Regions from separate parts of the Homo sapiens genome. Here all the other regions are linked to region 4. The links are chromatin contacts, found by Hi-C or POLR2A ChIA-PET in ENCODE. All regions are on one chromosome and are shown on one strand. The core of a region is the stretch at or near the end of the contact, and the rest is flanking DNA. Distances in the headings are between cores, read along the strand shown.

Region 1 (2,740 bases), core at 150-2,649, 310 kb before region 4:
CCACCGCACCCGGCTGCAAAAGACATACTTTATAAAGGTCCAAGGATAATGGAAATAGAAGACATTAATGTAATATGTTCTTGGGAACTAATTGGATACACCAAGTATTATCTTTGACTAGTTTCTGGACTTCTGCTTCATTCTGCAACCTGCAGCCAACTACCATGGTGTCCATCTATTATTAGGCGCTTTAAATAGCTCCTTAATTCACATTTACTCTCTTCAATCGATGTGTCAGACTGTGGGGGCCACTTAATTCCCATTCCAAATTCTTGGGAAAGGAATTTAATTGGGTTGAGCTTAGGTCAGGGGCTTACTGAAAGAGCAATCAACTGGGGCCCAGGGACAGGGTGCACTGTGTGAATGAGGCTGCTTTTTCTGCAAATTTGTCAAGTAGAGGCAGACTGGACTAGCTACATAATTTGCAGGGCCCTGGGCAACATGAAAATGCTGGGCTCCCTAGTTCAAAAGTTTCATTATTGTTTCCAAAAGTTTGCAATTGCAGACAATACTGCGATTAATAAACTTGTGTATGTGTATTTTTCCATTGTCGGAGACCTAGCCCGAGTACTATTTTCTGCAGCGAGCCTTTGACGTTGTTTCCTTTTTCTGATGAGCCACAGCATTTATAGTAGGAATTTGTTCATATAAAATTTGCTCTTTCGCTAGATACCAGTAACTGGACTTCTCTAATTGCTTTGGGTATTTCATTGGAGTTCTGTATGACTGAGCTCCGGGAAACTCAGTCCACCCCTCATTCCAATTCTTTTTCACAGTCTTTTTCACAGCGTCCCTGTCAACACTGTTTGGTAAAGGGTAAAACCTTAGATAATAAGGTTTTTATTATCTTAACACAGACAGGCCTAACATATGTTGTCGTACCTTTCTGTAGGATCAATAGCATATCTTTACAAATGAGAAATAATTTTCACGAGACCGAAACACCCTGCAACGCCACCTACATACAGGGTAAGTACGCGCCTTGGTGAGGTCAGCGGCGCTACACACCCGAGCACTAGGGGACGACCTTCCCTGGTTTCTTGCATTAGCAGGACTTGTCCGGAACCTTTCCTGCGGAGTCTGAGGTAGCCCGCCCGGACAACGCCGCTGAACACACAACAGGGCAAGAACTAGTAGGTTAACTGTATGCCTGGAATTTCTACCTCACCTACATGTTCCCGGAGCAAATAATCTTAAATTGTCGCGCTATTTAAAGTCCCTAGTGACGATAACATTGTTGTACCTCAGCAAAGATCATAATTAATTGTTTCCGAGAGAGTGTATGCTTGATTTTGGTCAGGCATATATTTGGGCAGCCCACCTGAAACGAACAAGGAAGGCGGGGGAAGAAAGCGGAAGCCGCGGGGCCTTCTAAGGCCGAAAGTCTTCGGAGCTTGCGCCAGTCTCTTCGCGGCGTCCACCACTTAGACGCAAGTTGCTGAAGCCGGCCGGGGAGAAGGTGTTGTTGCCGGAGCTGAGACCGGGCGGCCACAGTCCGCAGGGATGAACCTCGAGTTGCTGGGTGAGAAGGGCTGTGGCTGCGTTTTAGAGAAGCGTTGGGTACTGGAAAGGAGGGAACCCAGGCGGGAGGGGAGTCAGGCTGCAATCTTAGGGACACTGTTCGGCTATGGATCACTGGGCACACCTGATGTGGAGCAGCAGCGGGAGGAGGAAGCCCACCTTCTGCCCGAGTAGGTTGCATTGCCCCTCCCGAGGCCACTTTCATATCAATTATGGAGCGATGGGGACAGACAGTTTGTGACTTAGCTTTGATTATGAGGATCGCAGGTGTTGAAGTACCCAGAGCAGCCAGGACCAGAGTTGTTGGAGATGGAATTTGAAGAAGTGAGGCTTGGGATGAAGCTTTGAAGACTTGTCAGGGAATTGGGTGCCTGAACAGGTTAATCTTTTTGTAGAAAAGAGAAGTCTAAGGAGGGGACTTGGAGATCTTCTGGTAGAAGCTTCTCATTGAACAGATGAATAAAGGCTCAGAGGGTAATGGCTAGGCACTAAGCAAGTAAATGGCATAGTTGGCACTGGAATCCAATTATCCTAACTTTCTGTTTAAGGTCCTTTGCTAGGGACGGTGTGTAAAACACTGAGGTGTGAAATACGGAGGGAGTTGTCTTTTGTCGCCCTCACTTTGAGTCATTGCCTCCTTACCTCCTATCCAGATTATTTAAAAACTGTAGGTCCTTTCTCCTGGACTTCCATTAGGTGACATTTAGCATGGTATTCTAGGGGTAGCTGAGGTTTTCAAGGACTTCTGCACTACTTGCTGTTCCTAATGGTTAGGTTTCTCTTTTAAAAAAGTCAGAAGATATGTTAATTGTCAAAAGGGCTACAAAGATACATAAAAAATGGTCTTTGCCCTTAAAGAGCTTTTCATTAAGCAGGGAGTTTAAGGTGATTATGTAAAATAGCTGTAGGATATTGCAGAATGTAGGCAGGCCTGAAAGAGTCATTACCAGTTGCTAAGAATGTTTGGAACAGAGAGTGAATGTCTTTGGGGTAAAGGAAGAAGTCAACCAGGAAAAACAAACCCCCCAAACCTGTGGAGGAGTTGGAGTTTTAAGTGGACTTTTTTTTTTTTTTTTAAGACAGCCTCGCGCCGTCGCCTAGGCTGGAGTGCAGTGGCACAGTCTTGGCTCACTGCAACCTCTGTCTCCTGGGTTCGAGTGATTCTCGTGCCTCAGCCTCCTGAGTAGCTGGTACTACAGGTGCGCACTGCCATGCCTGG
Region 2 (2,700 bases), core at 86-2,585, 260 kb after region 4:
CCTAGGCCAGGTATGGCTGCACATGCCTGTGACCCCAGCTACTTGGGAGGCTGAAGTGGAAGGACCACTTGAGCTAAGAAGTTTAAGACCAGGTTGGGCAAAACAGTGAGATCCCATCTCAAAAATAAATAAATAAAAGTTTCCAAATGTCACTTTTGTCTTAATTCAAGCCACCTGCATTCCTTCTAATGCTACCCATATAACTAGTCTAAGAGAACCCAGGTACCATTTGACTACAACGAATATACTAGGGTATCCTTCAGGAACTCAAAATTCTTATGAAAATCCCTTAAATAACTAAAAAGGATGACCCAATTTTTTCTTTGCTGTATTTATCCGATGGATGTTTACCAACACTCTTCTACATGCTGGCCACTGGATCTCCTCCCCAATTTCTTCTGAGTCTTGAGCAAGTTGCCTGTATGACTCTTCATCTGTACATGAGTACATACCATACACATGAGTACTTCATGAGTACATACCATATGTATGTACTCAGAGTTCAATCTCCCCTCTTTTCTACTATTTTAACACTAAAATAGCTACAAAGAAATAATCTTATCTTTCCATTTAGGTACAACATGGTTATGGAAGCTATCAAGATTTCCAAGAAATAAGTTTTCTCCTACAGACTGCTGTTCATTTACAACAGGGGTGTCCAACCTTTTGGCTTCCCTGGGTCACACTGGAAGAATTGTCTTGGGCCACACATAAAATACACTAACACTAATGATAACTGATGAGCTAAAAGGAGAAAAAAAATCGCAAGAAAACTCATAATGTTTTTTAAAAGTTTATGAATTTGTGTTGATTCAAAGTTGTTCTGGGCCGCATGTGGTCCACAGGCTGTGGGTTGGACAAGCTTGATTAGCACCTTACCTTGTTAGCAAAGGGAGAGAAAAGGTAGCTTGTTGCTATAATCAGGGGAAAAAAGAGTAGCTTACTGCTTTTGACTAAGTAGGGGCTTTTAAGGCAGCCCTGGTTAACATTACTTAATGTGAATCTTAAAATTGGATTGAAAAATTAATTAAAGTTAAAAAGGGGATTATGTGAGCAATCTGTTGTAAAAACAGATACAAAGAAATCTCAACAGATGATACTATGAGCACACAAACAGAATCAACATGGAATTTTTCCACAACATACCTTTTTGTCACTTACTTTCCCTACTTCTTCACTTGTTTGTTCAGTATCAGCAGCTTCAACTTTTATTCCAACACCTAACTGCTCTGATACTGACTCATTCAAAAACCACAAGTCATCTGTAGTATCTGAAACAATGGCAGTACCCACATCCTAACAGAAAAAAAACAAACATGAGTTTCTGTATTCAGAGGTTTATCAGAGATGTTGAAACAACACAAATGAACCCAAAACTCAATGTCGTCACACTACATCGCCAAAGAACATCTTGCCTTTATTCAGTGGACATGTATTCATTCAACATATATCTACTTGACACCTACTGTGGATAAACTAATGGATGGATATAATGGTGTCAGGCATGGACTTTTCTCTTTTAACACTAAATCAGGTATAACACCTAAGAAACAGTACTGAAGAGTTTAAAAGGTAAGGACTTGTAGTTGCTCAAGTAAATAGAATCTATTCCCTAAATTCCCTTCTACAGGTGACACTCTAAGAAGCTACAAAACATTCCATTAGTTCTGACATATTCTTTCCCTTAAAATGGTCAAGGATGTTTATTAAAGAAATATGAGAAATACTGATGGTCACCCAAACCTTTTGTCCTGACACTTTCTGAACTCCATATAGAACTAACCTTCTGCATTCATCTATGAATATTTCATGACATGCTTTTCTACAACATTCATGAGAGACAATTTATTATTTTGCACACTATTAAATACTCATCCATTTATTAAACAAATACTCACTGAATACCTATTATGTGCCACATACTGTTCTAGGTACCAGGTAATGGAAAAAGTAGTGAATAATACAAAAGCCCTGGCCTTACATTTCAGTGGTAAACAGACAACACATACATAAAATATAGCAATATTTTTACAAAGTGAGAAGTACTATGGAGAATAAAATAGGATAAAAGAGAAGAGTGGCTAGAGAGGAGGCTATTTTAACTAGGGATGGGTTTGGCAGGGCCACCACCTATAGCTACACAGCTCCAAAACAAAAAGCGAATGGATCCTACTGGAACTGTGTAACATAATAGCCTTTGTGGCCAGGGATGACCTCTTTGAAGAAATTACATTTGAGGTGAGTCCTAAATCATGAGAAGGCAAAGAAAGAATGTGGGGGAACAGTGTTCCAGAAAGAGTAAAGAACAAACTTAAGGTGCCTGAGGAAGGCAGCAATTTTGGGCTACAGTGTCAGAAAGGAGCCTAGTATATCCAAAACGCATGTAGTGAACAAAGAAGAATGACAGGAAGTGAGGAAGGAGGGGGCTGAATCAGTTATTACTATAGTAAAACAGGCGCACGCCACCACGCCTGGCTAATTTTTAATTTTTTGTAAAAATGGTGTCTATGTTGCCTAGGCTGGTCTCAAACTCCTGGGCTCAAGCAATCCTCCTGTCTCGGCCTCCCAGTGTTATAGGCTGGGACTCCCAGAGATTACAGGCATGAGCCACTACGCACAGCCAAAGGCTCCATTTTGAAATTGTTCAATGTCAAATCCTCTAAGTAGAGTTGTTAGTTAAATAGGCATCTGGAAACTGAA
Region 3 (2,700 bases), core at 7-2,506, 340 kb after region 4:
GTGCAACCCTTGCATTATTCATCTCTACTCATTCTCTTCTCACAATGAAAATATTTAGAAAAAATATGCAGTATGACAAATAGTTTTATTTTTATCAGTACATAGTGTAAAATAGCGAACTATCTAGGTCAAAGCCCCCAGGCAGGTGCCAGGGCAGCTCTGATCTTTTTTCTGGTTTAGGGGAGCTTCAGCAGCATCTCCTGGGTAGGACCAGAAGGCCTATTTGTGTTTCATCCTTGGTCCCTGGAAACCCTGGCTGCAAGGAGTCAAGAGACAAGTGACACCCCCATGGCTGATGCCTTCTTTTTTTTTTTTTTTTTGAGACAGAGTCTCACTCTGTCACCAGGCTTTAGTGCAGTGGCGCTATCTTGGCTCACTGCAGCCTCTGCCTCCCGGGTTCAAGAGATTCTCCTGCCTCAGCCTCCCAAGTAGCTGGGATTACAGGCACCTGCCACCATGCCCAGCTAATTTTTGTATTTTTAGTAGAGACGGGGTTTCACCACATTGGCCAGGCTGGTCTTGAACTCCTGACCTCAGGTGATCTGTCCACTTTGGCCTCCCAAAGTTCTGGGATTACAGGTGTAAGCCAATGCCCCTGGCTGCTGATGCCTTCTGTGACAGCTTAGCATTCTACTTCATTCTGTCCTGGTTTCCTCCTTAGCCATTGTTTAAGGGGCACTGGGGTTTTCCCACCTTGTGTCTAGCCTTTGGGAACCTTCCCAACTCTGAAGAGCTACACAGTTCTTCCTTCCTCCGCTTCTCCTAAGAGAGTCCCCCCAAAAGCAGAATCAGCTCCTGGGATAAGCCACATCCCTAGAGCTCAGGGATTTTTAAAGGCCCTGCTCTGAGAGGTGGGGCTGTTCCCGCTATTTATAGGGACTGGGAGATTCCTGTTCCCAGCTCTGAGTTCCTCACACCCAGCTGGGCCTGCTCACTGAGTCAGGGCACCCTGGTAGGTGGTCACCTCTGTCACTCCTTCTCTCTCCTGCCTCCCCTACTCCCTCACCCTTCCCCATCCCCTGCATGTCATCAGAGTTCTGAGACAGAGCTCAGCCCAGAATCTCCTTGAAGAAGCGGACACAAAGCAAAAAGCTCTTGCCAGTTCTGAGTGGGGAAATGCGGCCTTGGTCCTCCCCGGCTCAGCTTGTTGCAGGGGCTCAGCCTGCTGGGAGGGGGGACCCCTTGGGCCCTCGGCCTATACCACCGCCCCGCTTTCGTCGGGCTTCCAGCCAGAGGGAACCTCCTTATCCCAGGCCAGCGGAGCCAGCTCTGGAACTGGCTGGCTCCAAATGCCAGCCTGATACCCCTGCTGCCAGCCTCTGCCCGGCAGACTCCCCCAGCCAGCATCGGGTGATGCCACCAGGGCCTGCCAGCTGGGCAAACGTAAGTGGCTTTTGTTTTCTTATGGTGCCAGTGAGTGGTACAGAAAGGACATGAGAGTGGCCTTCAGTGACCACTCTGTTCTCTCCCTCTCTTGCCTTCTCTTCCCTCCCCCCACTGTCTCTCTCTCTTTCTCTTTTTCTTCCTCTCTCTCTCCTTTCTCTTGTGGGTTAATTGCTGACAGTGGTGCTATTGTTTTGACTGGGACACAGGCACGAACTTGGCAGAGCCAGGGCCTCACATGCCAACTGTCCCCACTGCTGCCCTCCCCTCTGTGCACCCCCACCCCCCGCCGCCCATGCACACCCAGGGGAGCAAGCCTAACAAGAGAGGGTCAACCAGAGGAAACAGTCTGGATATTCAAATGAGGAGCTCAGTTGCTGTCATCTGCCCCAAGAGGCAGAGAGGACTTGAGAGTAGCCAAGAGGTTGGGTGAGAGATGTGAGGCGTTGCTATGTGCACAGGCCGGAGCTAGACTCCCGCCAGAAACAGCTGTTGGAACCACATGCCGGCCTTATCTCCATCTGAGCTGAAGCCTCGTCCCTGGTGTGGCCTCCCAGGCTGCCCTGAGCAGACCCCTCAGGCAGAAACCTGTCATGCACCAGCTCTCCCTCCCCCTCACTTCCTTCTCCCTAGGGCTGGGCTACAGGCCTTGCTAGGGGCTTCTTTAGGAACCCTCCTGGGTGACTGAAAGCAGCTCTGGGATGGGAGACCGTTTGGGACCTTGTCTGAGAATCCTACCACCACACACGTATTTTGAGAGAGGAAGTGGGGCCAAGGCAGGCTCCCTGACATTCCGGCCGTTCAGAGCCGGCTGACTCGGAAGCCAGAGGAGCCAAGCTTCTACCAGGTCCTCCCCTGCCCAGACCACTGCTTTGACGCTTTCTTCCTCAAATAGCATTTACCCAGAAGGCACATGTGTCTGAGTCATCTCCTCTATCTAAGGGTTCTGGGTCTCTCTCTGCTTTGGGTCCATGGGGCTTGTGGATATTGAGGCTTTAGACCAGGGCCAAGCTTCCCTGGGCACCATTTGGGCCGCCCACCTGCTCTAGCCTCAGTAGAGGGGCTGGGAAAAACAGCTGTCTGCTCTGCTCCCTGTCACGCCTCTGGGAGAATCCCCCGGAAAGCCCGTGTTGCAGGAGAGGCCCAACAGCACTGGATTGCCTTACTGGCTGCCTCACGCTTATCAGACTGTCCCCTCCTGAAGTGGCTTTGGCCACACTCTTGTCCATCTCAGCCAGAGCTTCGCCTCCTTCTTCAACTTGGCTCCTGGTCTCCTAGGACAGCAGATACATGTATTCCCGGATGTCCCATATGTTC
Region 4 (2,700 bases), core at 12-2,511:
TTGTGGTGACCAACTTTGTATGGATAAAATTAGCACTTTATATATTCCTTTTAGTGGAATTTCTGGATCAGTGGGTTTGAACATTTTAAAATTTTAAAATAAAATTCATATGCTCTCTAGGAAGATTACGGATTTCTTTTTTATCAACACTCCTGCAACAAACAGTGCATCAGGTATTGTTTAGACTAGAGTATTCCCAACACCCTTTAGCCTTTATTTATTTTGAGACAGGGTCTTGCTCTGTCACCCAGGCTAGAGTGCAGTGGTATGATTACAGCTCACTGCAACCTCAACCTCCTGGGCTCAAGGGATCCTCGTGCCTCAGCCTCTTAAGAAGCTGGAACCACAGATGTGCACCACAACACCCAGCTAATTTTTTGTTTTTTATTTGTAGAGACAAGATCTCGCTATGTTGTCAGGCTGGTCTCAAACTCCTGGACTCAAGGAATCTCCCTGCCTCAGCCTCCCAAAGTGCTGGGATTACAGGTGTGAGCCACCATGCCTGGCCCTCCTTAACTTTTAAAATTAAGTTCCAAAGGTCTTTGACAAAATACCGCCCTTTGGCTTTTGATCTCAAGCAAAACGCTAACGCTACTCATTTACTTGTTAGGTTACCGGAACTGCCCAGAGCCTATTTTCTCCTTTTTCCTTCCAACTATCAAGGCCATTTGCTTCTCTTTGCTGCCGCCTTGTGCTAGAACAGGAGAAGTTCATTATAAGAGAAACAGCAATTGACAACCCCTTACTTCCAGGGCACAAAGGGGCCTGCAGTCAGATCCTGACAGTCTGCCCTATATAGATCTGGGCCACAGAGAGAGACAGAGCTCTGTGCTTCAGTGCAAAAGGAACTTGGTACAGAGCCCAGAGGAGGCCTTGAAGTGATGAGACTGGGCATCAGAGACCTGGATTCTAGATCCTAGATCTGAATCTGCCCCTAATTTGCTATTGGGCAAATTTGTTCTTTGTCCTCTGTTTCTTCTCAGTGAACTGAGGGCTAGATTATTGTTTTGTAAACTGTAGGTGGTGACCCATTAATGAACTGTGAATTCAGTTATTAAGTTGTGGCAAGTTTTTTTTTTTTTTTTAGAATCAAAAGTAATGGAAGTGTCAAAATACGCTATGCATACTAAGGGTAAGTATTGCTTCCTGAGTTCTTTCAACGCAGGGGTGTCCTGGACTGTTGCGTTGTAAAATGCACTGCTTACTGATGGGCTTGGTCAGTACCGTTTGAAGGCCACAGGCTCAGGGGAGCTCCAGGGTCCTCCCAGCTGGAGCTTTTAGTTGTTAGTTGGACTATTCACCATTCGTGGTCAGAAGGCCCCACCAAGTGGAGGAAGGTCTGGTGCTGTGCTGCTGAGGTCTTTTCTTTCCCTCCTCTTCTTACCTGCTCTACAGTGACAGGAAGCCCCAGGCTGTAATGCAGGTGACTGGTGAGAGTTTCCCAGTGAGCCCCAAAGCAAAAACAACACACAACAAACTACAGTTCTTGAGTCGGAATTCTCCCAGCAGGGGGCTGGCAGTGCAGGTGCAGGTGCCACTGACCCAGCAGAGGCACTAGGTGGCGCCACAGTGCCGGGCTCATCACTTCGCCGCGGCACTGCAGAGGGCAGTGGGAAACCACGATTCTGGGATGGACAAGGGGCAGCGGGGCTTGAGGTCCTGGGTACTCTGACCCGGCCGTCCTTGGGTTCCAAAAGTCTGGAGTGGAGGGGGAAGATTGTTTAACCTGCTCAGGGGTCTCTGATCCTGGAGCGGAGCTGGTGGACTTTGCGGTGGATCTAGCTCCCGGACAGCCGCAGATGGCAGAAGCTGCCATTAGGGGGCAGCAGAACACTGGTGTTGGGAGAGCGGGACCGGGCTTCAAGGGGAGGAACGCGGGTAACGGGGTCAAAGGCCTCAGGGGCACGGAGCCTCCAGAACAGAGCAGCCTCGCTTGCTCTCTCCGAGGGCTCCAAGAGGAGGACAGAGTCCAGCTTCCAAAACAGGAACCCTTCCAGTGGTGTCCTGGAGCTGGCTTATACCAGACCTGATGGTTAAATTTTCACAAAATTTGTTTAAAGCCATCGTTTAAGACTTACAATTCTTTGAGTTCCGTGTGTGTCCTGGATATTAACCCCTTGTCAGATGCGAAGTATATGAATGTTTTCTCCCATTCTGTAGGTCGTCACTTCACTCTGCTGATCATTTCCTTTGTTGTGCAGAAGCTTGTTAGTTTAATGGAATCCTATTTGCCTGTTTTTGCTTTTGTTGCGTGTGCTTTTTTGGTCTTATTCAAAAAATCCTTGCCCAGACCAATGTCATGAAGGGGTTCCCCAATTTTCTTCCAGTAGTTTCACAGTTTCGGGCCTTACATTGGTTTTTAATCCGTCTCTATTTGATTTTTGGACATGGTGAGAGATAGGGAGTCTGGTTTCATTTTTCTGCATATGAATATCCAGTTTTCTCAGCACCCTTTATTGGATAGATTGGCCTTTGCCCAATGTGTGTTCTTGATGCCTTTGTTGGAAATCAGTTGGCTGTAAGAGCATAGATTTATTCTTGGTCTCTCTATTCTGTTCTGTTGTTTTGTGTGTCTGTTTTTCTGCGAGTAAGTACCATGCTGTTTTGATTGCTATTGCTTTGTAGTGCATTTTACGTTTGTAGTATAGTCAGATAGTGTGATGCTTCCAGCCTTATTCCCCTTTTATTTTAAACAGGTGG

What was found. Hi-C counts contacts between places; a loop is a spot of excess contacts on that map. ChIA-PET counts read pairs that join two places held with the same protein, here RNA polymerase II (POLR2A). Pooled maps may share reads with other maps.
Region 1: a pooled map shows a loop between it and region 4 (11-fold over the local background). The contact joins the promoter of RBBP5 here to the enhancer-like site in region 4. A Hi-C loop is called at or near these places in 1 of 168 maps with a recorded cell type or tissue (posterior cingulate gyrus) and 9 of 50 pooled maps.
Region 2: a loop to region 4 is called in a pooled map, with 6 times the contacts of the local background. The contact joins two enhancer-like sites. A Hi-C loop is called at or near these places in 7 of 50 pooled maps. POLR2A ChIA-PET finds 5 or more read pairs at or near these places in 10 of 52 experiments (A549, GM12878, HEK293T and 6 more).
Region 3: a loop to region 4 is called in a pooled map, with 4 times the contacts of the local background. The contact joins two enhancer-like sites. A Hi-C loop is called at or near these places in 2 of 37 single-sample maps with no recorded cell type and 2 of 50 pooled maps. POLR2A ChIA-PET finds 5 or more read pairs at or near these places in 2 of 52 experiments (activated CD8-positive, alpha-beta memory T cell and activated T-cell).

The regions. Positions count from the first base shown.
Region 1 is chr1:205,120,637-205,123,376 of GRCh38, reverse strand. It overlaps RBBP5 (RB binding protein 5, histone lysine methyltransferase complex subunit), which reads left to right and starts at 1,399. Exons shown (of 14, transcript NM_005057.4): 1 at 1,399-1,522. The coding sequence starts at 1,504. RefSeq lists a silencer at 422-716 and enhancers at 1,078-1,297, 1,438-1,617.
Region 2 is chr1:204,543,131-204,545,830 of GRCh38, reverse strand. It overlaps MDM4 (MDM4 regulator of p53), which reads right to left. Exons shown (of 11, transcript NM_002393.5): 9 at 1,147-1,296. Among named protein-coding and RNA genes, the nearest start is that of LRRN2-AS1, 20 kb to the left of the region's middle. Within about 2 kb of position 1,335, at least 5 of the 41 ENCODE cell types and tissues checked have a DNase peak (open chromatin) inside an H3K27ac peak, as active enhancers do.
Region 3 is chr1:204,465,454-204,468,153 of GRCh38, reverse strand. All of the region lies in intron 2 of PIK3C2B (phosphatidylinositol-4-phosphate 3-kinase catalytic subunit type 2 beta), which reads left to right. Among named protein-coding and RNA genes, the nearest start is that of PIK3C2B, 28 kb to the left of the region's middle. RefSeq lists an enhancer at 1-2. Within about 2 kb of position 1,256, at least 15 of the 41 ENCODE cell types and tissues checked have a DNase peak (open chromatin) inside an H3K27ac peak, as active enhancers do.
Region 4 is chr1:204,806,245-204,808,944 of GRCh38, reverse strand. No RefSeq gene overlaps it. Among named protein-coding and RNA genes, the nearest start is that of NFASC, 21 kb to the left of the region's middle. Within about 2 kb of position 1,261, at least 2 of the 41 ENCODE cell types and tissues checked have a DNase peak (open chromatin) inside an H3K27ac peak, as active enhancers do.